Linked DNA regions of Homo sapiens: region 2 is linked to region 1. Evidence: chromatin loops called from intact Hi-C (ENCODE). Cell type or tissue: OCI-LY7. All regions are shown on one strand. Links, peaks and the distances in the headings refer to the core of each region. The heading gives the core; the rest is flanking DNA.

Region 1 (2,923 bases), core at 115-2,614:
GAACTGTCTTTAAACACTACAATGGAAAAAAAATTTTAAATGGGCAAAGGATTTAAACATATTTCACTAAAGAAGATACATAGTGGCAAATCAGTACACGAAAGGATGGATGCTCAGCATCATTAATTATTTAAGAAATGCAAGTCAACAACACCATTAGAAACCACTACAAACTTATAATGACTAAAATGAAAAGGACTAACTATCTTAAGTGTAGATGAGTATGGGGAGCAACTGGAGCTCTCATACACTACTGGTAGGTATCCAAAAGGTACAACAACTTGTAAAAACTATTTGGTAGTTTATTACAACATTAAACATATACCATACACCTACCACATGATCCAACCATTCCATCTCCTAGGTATTTACCCAAGAGAAGTAAAAACATTTGTCTTTAAGAAGACTTGTGAACACATATTCATAGGAGCTTTATGTGTAATAGTCAAAAACCAGAAACAACCCAAATGTTCATCAACAGATGAATGGATAAACAAATTGTGTTTTATCCCTACGATGAAATACTACTCAGCAATAAAAAGGAATGAACTATTGATATACACAACAACATAAATGGATCCCAAAATAATTATGCTGAGTGAAAGAAGCCAGACAAAAAAATAGTTCATCCCATATAATTCCATTTATATGAAATTCTAGAAAATATAAACTAATCTATAGTAACAGAAAGCAGTAGTCTGCCTGGGTCCGAATGGGGGACAGAGGTGTGAGAGAGGGGGAGAGATTACAAAAGAGCACAAATAAACTTTTGGGAGTGATGGATATGTTCAGTATCTTGATTTTGGTGATGGGTTTATAGGTATATGCATATGTTGAACATTACATGCATATACCTATAAGGATAAATTTATATACTTAAAATATGTAGAATTTTTTTAAAAGACCACAAGACACATGACTAAGAAAATTATTCCAAATTATACTGCTACTTAAAGGTAAAGCTCACTATATGTACCTAACTACATAGTAGATACTTAATAAATATTTGTTCAAGAATTTAAAATATGAGAGAGCGGGAGAAAGAGATAGTGCCACTTGCCTACTCAGAACATCCCAGTGGCTTCCCATGATACTGAGATTAAAGGTAAAATTTCTTAGGTTGACCTGTGAGGCCCTGTGTTATCTGGCCTGTGTCTCTCTCCAACCTCCAACCAAGCTTTCCTACCACTATCTTTCATTGCATCCTTGACACAGAACCCCTCTTAGAATTTCTAGACACAGAAGTCAGTATTTTTTAAAGATTCCAATTTGCAACAAAGTTTAGGAACCGCTGAGTTTATAGACCCCTTTTTTCTGTGCTTAGAGCACTGACTATATCGAAGCCCTTACTCTAAGGTGCTGTTTCACTTTTCTAACTAATGTGTATAAAAATATGTAAGTATGTCCTCAAGTTCTAAACAGACTAAATAGCTCTTCAGACGAATACTGTTAGTCAATAGCGACATCTGGAGGTCTGATGAGAACCTAAACAAATAATCTAATTTTCTTGGTGTAGGACCACTCTTAACACAGGAAAAAGGTGCCAATGACCACTCCCCTCCCCAAAACACCCCTCCCCTACATACACATATCATACAGAAGGCGAAACGGAGACCCAGAGAGTAATTGATAGCTGTGGAACTGGAACCTGACTGGTCCACCTACCTCCACTTCCTCTCAAGGGCATCCTCCCCCAGAGTGGCCTCATCTTCACATCTTCCCATTATAAGGAACACCACCATTCACTAATAGCTTCCAGGGGTTTTTTTCTAGCTCCCAAGCATGACCCTGGTTGATGCCTGCAACTGCCAAACACAGCTGCATGACTAACCTTAGCCAGAGTATCTGGATAGTAATGGTGGTTCCTCTCCTATATACCCTAGGATTTTGATTTCCCCCCTGGTAGAAGGAAAAAGTTGCACTGTTGGGTAGGAAAATCTGATGGATGGGGACAAAATATAGGCTGATTTTTCTGGTTAAGGATAATGGTTCCCATTTAACAAATTAGAGGACTAAGGCCCAATGAAGGTAATTGCCAAGACCACTTATCTCCACACGTTCTTTCTCTCTGTCCTGAATCCAAGGGCCTTCATACCAAGTGGGGAAACTGAGACCCAAGTACAGAACTATGCTTTCCAGGTAGGCTTCTGAAAGCCCCTGGCTGACTTGTAGCACTAACACTAATGGGACACCAGAGGTGTGACATTCTCTATATGAAGTAACAACGGATGATGCCAGAGTCCAAAGGAAAAGTAGTCTGAAAGAAGCTAGGATATCAGAGTTGGAGGGCAGAGGCTGAAGATTCAGGCTGGTGGGAAGGGATCTTTGAACCTAGACTGGGAGAAATAGTTCCTGAAGCAGGAACTGAGTGGAATTTGAGGACTGAAGATCCAGGAGCAAGAGAAAAGGGAAGGCTGGGGCCCTATATAGGTGTCCTCCCTAGAGACAGAGAACAGCCAGTGGCTGCACTGCTCCTACCTTATTTTGTGTAGCAGGTGCCTAAGGTGTGGCTCCCAGGGCACTGGGACCCCTAAAGAACAAGAAACGTTTCAAGCCAGTGTGAGCAGGCAAAGACTTGGGGGATAGATAGGGTCTCCTATCCCTTTCTATTCACCTGCCTCTGCTTGACACAGGAGAATCCAGCAGCTGCAGTGGAGAGTCCTACCTTTTCCACTCCATCCAAAGTCTCAATTTTTGGAACTTTATTGACACCATGAGGTGCCAAACTGTCAAGTCTAAGAGAGGCTTCGCAGACACCTTCGCCAGGAGAAAGCCGGCGGGGGCTGCCTTGGTTCCCTCGGCAAAGGGAAAGATATGGATTAATTCTGGCCTCTGTAGTCTGGATGAAAGAAAAGCTTTGAAACCCAGAGCAAAGCCCTGTGGAGCTTTCAGGGAAGTGTAGTCCCGAATGAAGAGGGTGCAT
Region 2 (2,923 bases), core at 325-2,824, 600 kb before region 1:
ATAAAAAAATTAGCTGGGCTTGGTGGCTGACGCCTGTAGTCCCAGCTACTCAGGAGGCTGAGGCCCAAGAATCACTTGAACTCGGGAGGCAGAGGTTGCAGTGAGCCCCAAGATGATGCCACTGCACCCCAGCCTGGGCAACAGAGTGAGACTCGGTCTCAAAAAAGAAAAAAAAAAAAAGAAAAAGAATATTATTCAGCCTTAAAAAGGAAGAAAATTCAGGCCAGGCATGGTGCCTCACATCTGTAATCCCAGCCCTATGGGAGGCCAAGTCAGGCAGATCACTTGAGGTCAGGAGTTCAAGACCAGCCTGGCCAACATAGTGAAATCCCATCTCTACCAAAAATACAAAAATTAGCCAGGCGTGGTGACAAGCACCAGTAATCCCAGCTCCTCAGGAGGCTGAGGCAGGAGAACCGCTTGAACCTGGGAGGCAGACGTTGCACTGAACCGAGATCATACCACTGCACTCCAGCCTGGGCAACAGAATGAGACCCTGCCACAAGAAAAAAAAAATGAAGAAGAAGAAGAAAGAAAATTCTGAGGCATGCTACAACATGGATGAACCTTGAGGACATTAGGCTAAGTGAAATAAGCCAGTCACAAAACAACAAATACTATATGATCCCACTTTTATGAAGTACTTAAAGTAGTCAAAATCATAGAGACAGAAAGTAGAATGATGGTTGCCAGGGGTAGCAGGAAGGGAGCAATGAGTTGTTGTTTAACGGGCATAGAGTTTCAATTTTGCAAGATGAAAAGAGATCTGGAGATGGATGCTGGTGATGTTTGCACAACCATATGAATATACTGAATGCCACTCAGCTGTGCACTTAAAAATGATTAAGATAGTAAATTTTGTTACATATATTTTACCATAATAAACTTTGGGTAAAAAATTAAAATGAAAAGAACCAAAGTGAGATAGCAGAGGACCCTGTGAGCTGTTGAGCCTGTGTGAACAGAGACTAGTGGCCCTCATGGCATGTGGCTGAATGAGTGGTTGGTAACGATCTCCTGCTTTCTACTATCTGTTTCCTTTTCTTCCTCAGTTTTTTTCTTAATCTGCTTCCTTGAGAAAACAATCCTGCTTCTTTGAGATACAAAATTCCAAGTTTGATGTGGTGATTATGGGGAAAAAAAGAACGTAAGGTCACAATGAGAAGATGGGACACTATGGAAGGCCCTTTAATTTTCTAATAGTCACATAGACTTTAAAAAATAGTCTCTGGGGTCTGGTAACTTGGTAATGTCATTGAGTTATTATAAAAGAGTAAGCAATTTTATAATATATTTGTTTAGGGATATAATTTTGTATAATTTCCCTTGTTCACTTATTTTTCAGTATAAATCAGCCTTGATGATATGATCATTTCTATTTTTTTCTAAAATTAGAATAATAATAATACCTGTTTTATTAATGGTGATATAAAATCTAGGAGAAAAACATGAATGAATACTCACAAGTATTTACTACTTGTGAGTAGTAGAAAACATGTGAATACTAACAAGCTACCATAGTCTTGTTCCTGAATTTCCATAAGAGAGACCTTCCAAATGTATGAATTTTTATGTCTATATCTTAAGCCAAGAATATCCTTCTTCACTATACCCACCCTACACCTAATCAGGAAATTTTCAAAGTCTTTCAACATATTTCATATTCACAAATTGCTTATGTTGGATCATCACCCTTGTCCTTCACTTCTTGGGCACCAGAGGGCATACATCTTAAATCTCACTTTCTCAGAGACACAAATCCTTTTTCCCTCCACTGCAGGATTTTCTCCTCTGGATTTGCTCTGGCACCTCGAAGAAGCTTAGGGGAACAGTTCAGCTTTGCTCTTCCTGATAATTAGTGGCTTTCCTGATGGTGTGGTTCAACACACCCACCAGAGACGGAAGGTAATGATTACTCAGGAGACCTGCTTCCTTTATCAATCTGCACAATCAAAAGAATTGTCCTTGAAAATAGTCTTTGTAGACCATTAGTTCATAATCTTTTTTGTTTGTTTGTTTGTTTTGCTAACTTTTCATTGTTTTTAGGCTGAAGATAGCCTAAAATTGTATTCATTACTTTAGCCTTCGAAGCTTATAAAGTGAGATAATAGAAGTGAAACTGCTTTCGAACGGGAAAGAAGCACCATATAATTGCAAAGTAGAATTACCTTTAGGAGAAATGTTAACCAGACAAGGCCAGTCTGTCACCCACTGGGGAGTCGCACAATCTCAGCTCGCTGCAGCCTCAACCTCCCCAGCTCAAGCAATCCTCCCACGTCAGCCCCCAGATAGCTGGGACTACAGGCATGTGCCACCTAAGTTTTTTATTTTTTATAGAGACAGGGTTCACCCTATGTTGCCCAGTCTGGTCTCGAACTCTGGGCTCAAGTAACCCGCCCACCTCAGCTTCCCAAAGTGCAAGGATTAGAGGTATGAGCTGCTATGCTTGGCCCATAATTTTTGATTCTTGTGACTGTATGCCCACATTTTTTTTCTTATGATTTCTCTGTAGATCTGTCCTTATAAAAATTTTTATTTTCTAAACTTGTTAATTCTTCTGGACATATCCTAAACTACACATTTAGAGCCACCCAAGTAGCCATCCATCCACTTATGAAATAATATGAGTATTAAGAAATCTAGAAATTAAATTTAAAAAATAAAATATGACTTTTTGTTTGTTTACTATTAAAAAACAGGTCTCAACAATCAATAAGTAAATGATTCTAAGAGAAAATGTTAAAATATAATTTTTTTTTCCCTAATACCAGATAAGAATATTTTTATTTTCCTTTGGGCCATCCCTCAATCACAGTATATTCAGAGTAGTTTTCAAATTTTGTAGGATTGTTTTTATCTTTCTGTGGCTTTGACAAGTATCAAGTATGGGTAGATTTAGTTGAAAAGGTAAGTAGGCCACAGA

The links. A loop is a pair of places that touch in the nucleus more often than their neighbours do. Peaks named below come from ENCODE experiments on the same cell type or tissue, not always from the same donor. Only the 100,000 strongest peaks of a DNase experiment are listed, where the experiment ranks them.
Region 2: it touches region 1 in a loop (11-fold over the local background); 6 of 110 quality-filtered maps call a loop at or near these places.

What each region holds. Positions count from the first base shown.
Region 1 is chr3:149,119,015-149,121,937 of GRCh38, reverse strand. No RefSeq gene overlaps it. Among named protein-coding and RNA genes, the nearest start is that of HPS3, 9.2 kb to the left of the region's middle. In OCI-LY7, for the core only: CTCF peaks have their summits at 1,271 and 1,471 (motif pointing left); a DNase peak (open chromatin) is centred at 1,467.
Region 2 is chr3:149,716,424-149,719,346 of GRCh38, reverse strand. It overlaps a transcript of WWTR1 not described here. Among named protein-coding and RNA genes, the nearest start is that of COMMD2, 35 kb to the left of the region's middle. In OCI-LY7, for the core only: CTCF peaks have their summits at 1,508 and 1,710 (motif pointing right); a DNase peak (open chromatin) is centred at 1,716.